Linked DNA regions of Homo sapiens: region 1 is linked to region 2. Evidence: read pairs that join two places in POLR2A ChIA-PET (ENCODE). Cell type or tissue: GM12878. All regions are shown on one strand. Each heading gives the region's core, and the rest is flanking DNA. Links, peaks and the distances in the headings are about the cores only.

Region 1 (2,909 bases), core at 103-2,602, 180 kb after region 2:
ACAAGCAGAGGGGTTGCTGGAGGTGACAAGGATTGGGTCCCACATAAAGCAGTCAGGAATCCACATGGTGTAATAAAGAGACTGGGCTTTAGCCGGGCATGGTGGCTCATGCCTATAATCCCAACACTTTGGAAGGCCGAGGCAGGCGGATCACCTGAGGTCAGGAGTTCAACACCAGCATGACCAACATGGAGAAACCCCATCTCTACTAAAAATACAAAATTAGCAGGGCATGGTGGCGCATGCCTGTAATCCCAGCTATTCGGGAGGCTGAGGCAGGAGAATTGCTTGAACCCAGGAGATGGAGGTTGCGGTGAGCTGAGATGGTGCCATTGCACTTCAGCCCGGGCAACAAGAGCGAGACTCCGTCTCAACAAAAAAAAAAAAAAAAAAAAGATTGGCCTTTAACAGACCTAGTCTACATCCCAGCTCTGCAACTTGCTAGCAGACAGCAGGACCTTAGGCAAGTCACTCAACCTCTATGCCCCAGTACTCTGGCTCCCAAACTTAGGTGTACATTGGAATTACCTAGGGAGCTTAAAAAATATGAACACCTGGCCGGGTGGCATGGTGGCATAGTCCCAGCTACTTGGGAGGCTGAGGCAGGAGAATCGCTTGAACCCGGGAGGTGGAGGTTGCGGTGGGCCGAGATTGCTCCAATGCACTCCAGCCTGGCAATAGAGCGAGACTGTCTCAAAAAATAAAAAATAAAAAAAATTAGGCTGGCCGCAGTGGCTCACGCCTGTAATCCCAGCACTTTGGGAGGCTGGGGCGAGCGGATCACGAGGTCAGGAGATCAAGAACATCCTGGCTAACATGGTAAAACCCCGTCTCTACTAAAAATACAAAAAAGTTAACCGGGCGTAGTGGCGGGTGCCTGTTGTCCCAGCTACTTGGGAGGCTGAGGCAGGAGAATGGCGTGAACCTGGGAGGCAGAGCTTGCAGTGAGCCAAGATCGTGCCACTGCACTCCAGCCTGGGCGACAGAGCGAGACTCCGTCTAAAAAAAAAAAATTAAAAAATATAAACACCTGTGTTCCAATCCAAAGGCTGTGATTTAATGGGTCTGTGGTGTGACCTGGGCTTGGGAAGTCAGAAAAGATCCCCAGGTGCTTCTAACTTGAAGCTAAGTTTGGGAACCTCTGTCTCAGTGTCTTCAACTGAAACTTGGGAGAATAGCAGTACCTATCACATGGGACTACTGTGATCACTGAAAAGTGCATGGCATATAGGAGACTGCATTCATTCAAAGTATCAAGTATGCACTATGTGCTAAGCACTATGCTAGAGTCACAGAAATGGTCCCTCTCCTCACGAAGCTGACATTCTAGTAAAGGAGCAGACAGTGAATTAGCAAACAAATAAATGAACAAAATCCTGACAGAGCATGGGAAGTGGTTATGAAAAAATAAACGGGGTGATGGTGTAGGGGGTAAAGCAGGTAGGGGGAGGATCTATTTTGGATGAAGCAATCACCTCTAAGGAGGTGACATTTAAATTGGAACCTGAAGACAGAGTGAGCCAGCCATGCAAAGAGCCAGGGAAAAGTGTTCCAGGTAGAGGTAACATCATATGCAAAGACCATGTGTTGGGAAAGAGTGGGCAAGGTCAAAGGATAAGATCGAGGAGGTTAGGCCCAGGTCATGCAGATCTTGTGGGCATACGGAATCTGGTGAGGCATAGGGAAAGGGCAGGGGGCTGGTTGGTTTAAGAGTGGATGAGGTTAGTGGTCTCTGAACCAAGCCAGCTCTCCTTCCAGCAGTTCTTAACTATCACATACCTTCTAAAGTCAGATTTTTACTGTTCACTTAGTCCAATTCCTCCCTTTACAGTAAAGGAAATTGAGGTGCCAAAAGGGACAGACATAGCTAGGATCACCCAGTGGACTGATGGTAGAGCAGGGCTTGGAAACTGGTGTGTCCATCTATCTGATGGACAGATGCTCTTTGTCTTTCCTTTCTGCCCTTATCCCCACTGGTGGGGCCTTCCACAGTCAGACATGCAACGGCTCCACGCCCCTGCACCTGGCAGCCCGTGACGGCTTGCTGGACTGTGTGAAGGTCCTGGTGCAGAGTGGCGCCAACGTCCATGCCCAAGATGCCATGGGCTACAAACCCATTGACTTCTGCAAAATATGGAACCACCGTGCCTGTGCCCGGTGAGAGTGTGAGAACCACCTGGAGCCTGCCCACCCCCTTCCCCTCCCCCAGCCTTTTCCCTAGGGCCCTCACCACAGCTGAGCCTTTAAGGGGAGGGTTGGGAAGCCAGACAGCTGGAGGATGCGCCTACTGCCCAGGATATTTTGGATGAGGCAATCACCTCATCACCTGGGCTTGGGGGTAAGTCTGCCCAGGTCCCCTGCTCTCTGGGTTGATCACTGCCCTCCTTTCCTGCCCTGGGGCCCCTGGCTCCTCAGCAGGAGGGTGGTGACCAGGTCATCAAGGACTTTCGTCTTTCACCTAAAGGAAGTAGGGAGCCAGAGGGCCCCGGGCAATGGGGATGGCTCATCTTGCTCCTCTCCCTCTGGCCACTCCCCTCATCCCCATCCAAGCCCTCAGCAGCAGCCAGTCTTCCCAGCCCAGGTGGAAGCTCTGTCACTGTGGGATGACACCCCCGCCCTGACCTTGGCACCAGGTTCTTGAAGGATGCCATGTGGAAAAAGGACAAGAAGGACTTTGCCCGTGAGATGACGAAAATGAAGATGTTCAAGAGCCAGCTGACCCTCATGGAGCACAACTACCTGATTGAGTATCAAGTAAGGGGGACAGCAGGGGGGCCAGGGGACAGCTGCTATCCAGGCATGTGAGCAGAGGGGGCAGTGACCCACATATTGTGGAGGAGTGGCTAGAAGCACTCCCACCCTGAAAGAGCCACCCTTTCGCCTGTACTCCCACCGGGTACTCTGACTGA
Region 2 (2,909 bases), core at 185-2,684:
TAAAACATAAAAAGAGTCACCTTTGCTCCAGTTCCCAAGAAGTTCCTCATCTCCATCTGAGACCATCTCAGCCTGGATTTCATTGTCTATATCATTATCAGTATTTTTGTCAAAGCCATTCAACAAGTCTCTAGGAAGTTGGAAACTTTCCCACATTTTCCTGTCTTCTTCTGAGCCCTCAAAGCTGTTCCAATCTCTGCCTGTTAGCTAGTTACAAAGTCGCTTCCACATTTTCAGGTATCTTTTCAGCAACACCTCACTCCTGGTACCAATTTACTATGTTAGTCCCTTTTCATGCTGCTGATAAAGACGCACCCAGGACTGGGAAGTAAAAGAGGTTTCATTGAACTTACAGTTCCACATGGCTGGGGAGGCCTCAGAATCATGGTGGGAGATGAAAGGCATTTCTTACATGGCAGCAGCAAGAGAAAATGAAGAGATGCAAAAGTGGAAACCTCTGATAAAACCATCAGATCTCATGAGACTTATTCACCACCAAGAGAACAGTATGATGCAAATTATCTCCCACCGGGTCCCTCCCACAACAGGTGGGAATTATGGGAATACAATTCAAGATGAGATTTGGGTGGAGACACAGAGACAAACCACATCATCATCCAAACTCTCTGGGCTTTATCTCCCCATTTGTAAAGTGAGGGTTCTAATAGAGCCTTCCTCAGAAGTGAAGTGAGGAGTGAAGTAGGCCATCAGCAAAACAATCACGACTAATGCTTGCACAGTGGGATCCGTGTCCCATGCACTATCCTAAATTCGTCCTATGCATTGACTTTCCTAATTGTCACAGCACCCCCACGAAGGAGGTACTGTAGTTACTTCCATTTCACAGAAGAGGAAACTGAAACATGAAAGTCAATGAACCAGCTTTCCCAGCTAGAAAGGAATGAAAATGGGATCGGACCCAGAGTGTTTGGCCTCAGGGCCTGGGTCTATAACCTCCAAGCTCTCCTGCCTCCCATAACCCCCACCATGTTGTTAGTTAATGGTAGCATGATTTATGAACCAAATAGAAAGTCCAGAAATGTGGTTATCATACAGACAAATCCTAAGTGACCCAGGCTAAGGGGTGGTCAGAGCACCAATGCAGAAGCTACAATCAGAGCTGGTTGAGGAGACACTAAGGGGCTTGGCTCAGTTCCAGTGACCCCATGGCAGAAGTGTGATGAAAAGCTCATTGGGGTCATCTTGAAGAGGGCCTGGGATCCCAGTCCTGGCACCTGTATGGTGGAGAGTGGAAAATGCTTGTCAGGTCTAAGAAGTCAAAGATTGCAACAAAAGCAGGGCTTTGGGGAGATTCAAGAGGCAGTGAGATGCAGCTGCTTTGGGGAGTGAGGCAGGGTTGCACTATGGACAGCCTGCTGCTTGGGGCCCTGTCCTGCAGGAAGAAGCCAGATGGCATGGACCCTCTGGCTATCCTAAAGCACATGGACCCTCGTGCCTCCCAAGAGAAGCCAAGGCATCCTTACTCTTCCGTGACTCTCATTGGGGCCTGGGACTCTCACTGGGGATGGGGAGGTCCTTGGAGTTGGTTGCCTAAGCTGCAGCAGGAATTGCTGGCTGGCAAGGTGGAAAAATTTATAACTGGCTCTTATAAGTGAGAACAATACACAAAAGAGAGGGTCCTTCTGAGAGGCATGGTGGAGGCACACAGGAAGGGTTGGTCCCAGGCCCAAATTCATGTGTCAGAGCAGTGAATGCTGTGTGTATCTAGTGCATGAAAAGGGCTGGGCATTTGTTGGTAGACATCAAAATTACTGACTAAGCAAGTGTAGATTTTCCTCTAAACCAGTGACATCCCTCATCCTCAAAATGCTGTTACATCTTCCTCCAGAATGTGAGAAACTTCTCCCTGCCCCTGGAAAACCAGGTCTGAGAGTCATTTCGTAACAACTGTAATGTCTATAGCTTCTCCTACTTATGCTAGAGTCAGGCTGTCCCCTAAAGCACAATGAGTGGGACCCCAGACTCCACGGTGAGCCTCATGCCCGGAAAGACTAAAAATCTCTGGGAGAGAAGGCTGTGGGCACCTGAGTGTCAACATCATACCCTGTGTGGTGGCAGTTGTCTGTCACAGCCTGCTAGTGCCACCAAAACAACCCAAGGTCACAGAGAGTGGCAGCTGTACAGAGTTCCCACAGTGGAGGCAGGGCGGGCAGGCCCTCCAGTGAGACAAGCCGGCCACGTCCCCCAGGTCACCCGACAACTGCACTCTGTCTCCCCAGATGGTTCCAGTCAGTCTATGGAGAACTTCATTCCTCTGCCTCTCTCTTGAGGAAACTGCAGCTTTCGGAACCTCCCCTGAAGGAGAGAAGGGGGCAGCGGGGACATGAGAATTGACCCTGAGGAGTTGGCAGGAGGGAGTCCTTCCTGTTTACCCGCCCCAGTCCAGCCACTTCTTTGTTACCTTTAGACGGCAGGGCAAGGTTGGCTGGATTGATTATGACAGCTCCTTGCTGCTCCACACCATCACCTCTCCACAGGACTCCTTCCTGGGGTTGTGAGAAGGGGCTGAATGTACTAACTACCTCTGCTCCCTGCTAGAATGCTAGCCTCATGAGGGCTGGGATTTTTGTCTGTTTGGTTCACTGTTGAACCCCTAAAATCTAGAAGAGTGCTTGGTACATAGTAGAGGTGCAATGAACATTCCTTGAAGGAATAATTATTGATATAAAGTAAAATTCCCGAAGTAGATTTCATAGTTAATTGATCTTGGTGGCTGGGCTTGTAATCCCTGCACTTTGGGAGGCTGAGGTGTGCAGCTCACTTGAGGTCAGGAGTTCGAGACCAGCCTGGCCAACATGGAGAAACCTTGTCTCTACTAAAAATGCAAAAATTAGCCAGGCATAGTACATGCCTGTAATCCCAGCTATTCAGGAGGCTGAGGCAGGAGA

Evidence for each region. Peaks named below come from ENCODE experiments on the same cell type or tissue, not always from the same donor. Only the 100,000 strongest peaks of a DNase experiment are listed, where the experiment ranks them.
Region 1: POLR2A ChIA-PET joins it to region 2 with 7 read pairs; 2 of 35 experiments call an interaction of 5 or more read pairs at or near these places.

The regions. Positions count from the first base shown.
Region 1 is chr2:70,979,944-70,982,852 of GRCh38, forward strand. ANKRD53 (ankyrin repeat domain 53) reads left to right here. Exons shown (of 6, transcript NM_001115116.2): 4 at 1,993-2,157; 5 at 2,634-2,754. All of the region lies in intron 1 of LOC105374795 (a long non-coding RNA gene), which reads right to left. Among named protein-coding and RNA genes, the nearest start is that of ANKRD53, 2.8 kb to the left of the region's middle. In GM12878, for the core only: no CTCF peak of the experiment used is centred there; no DNase peak of the experiment used is centred there.
Region 2 is chr2:70,799,647-70,802,555 of GRCh38, forward strand. No RefSeq gene overlaps it. Among named protein-coding and RNA genes, the nearest start is that of FIGLA, 10 kb to the left of the region's middle. RefSeq lists an enhancer at 440-994. In GM12878, for the core only: no CTCF peak of the experiment used is centred there; no DNase peak of the experiment used is centred there.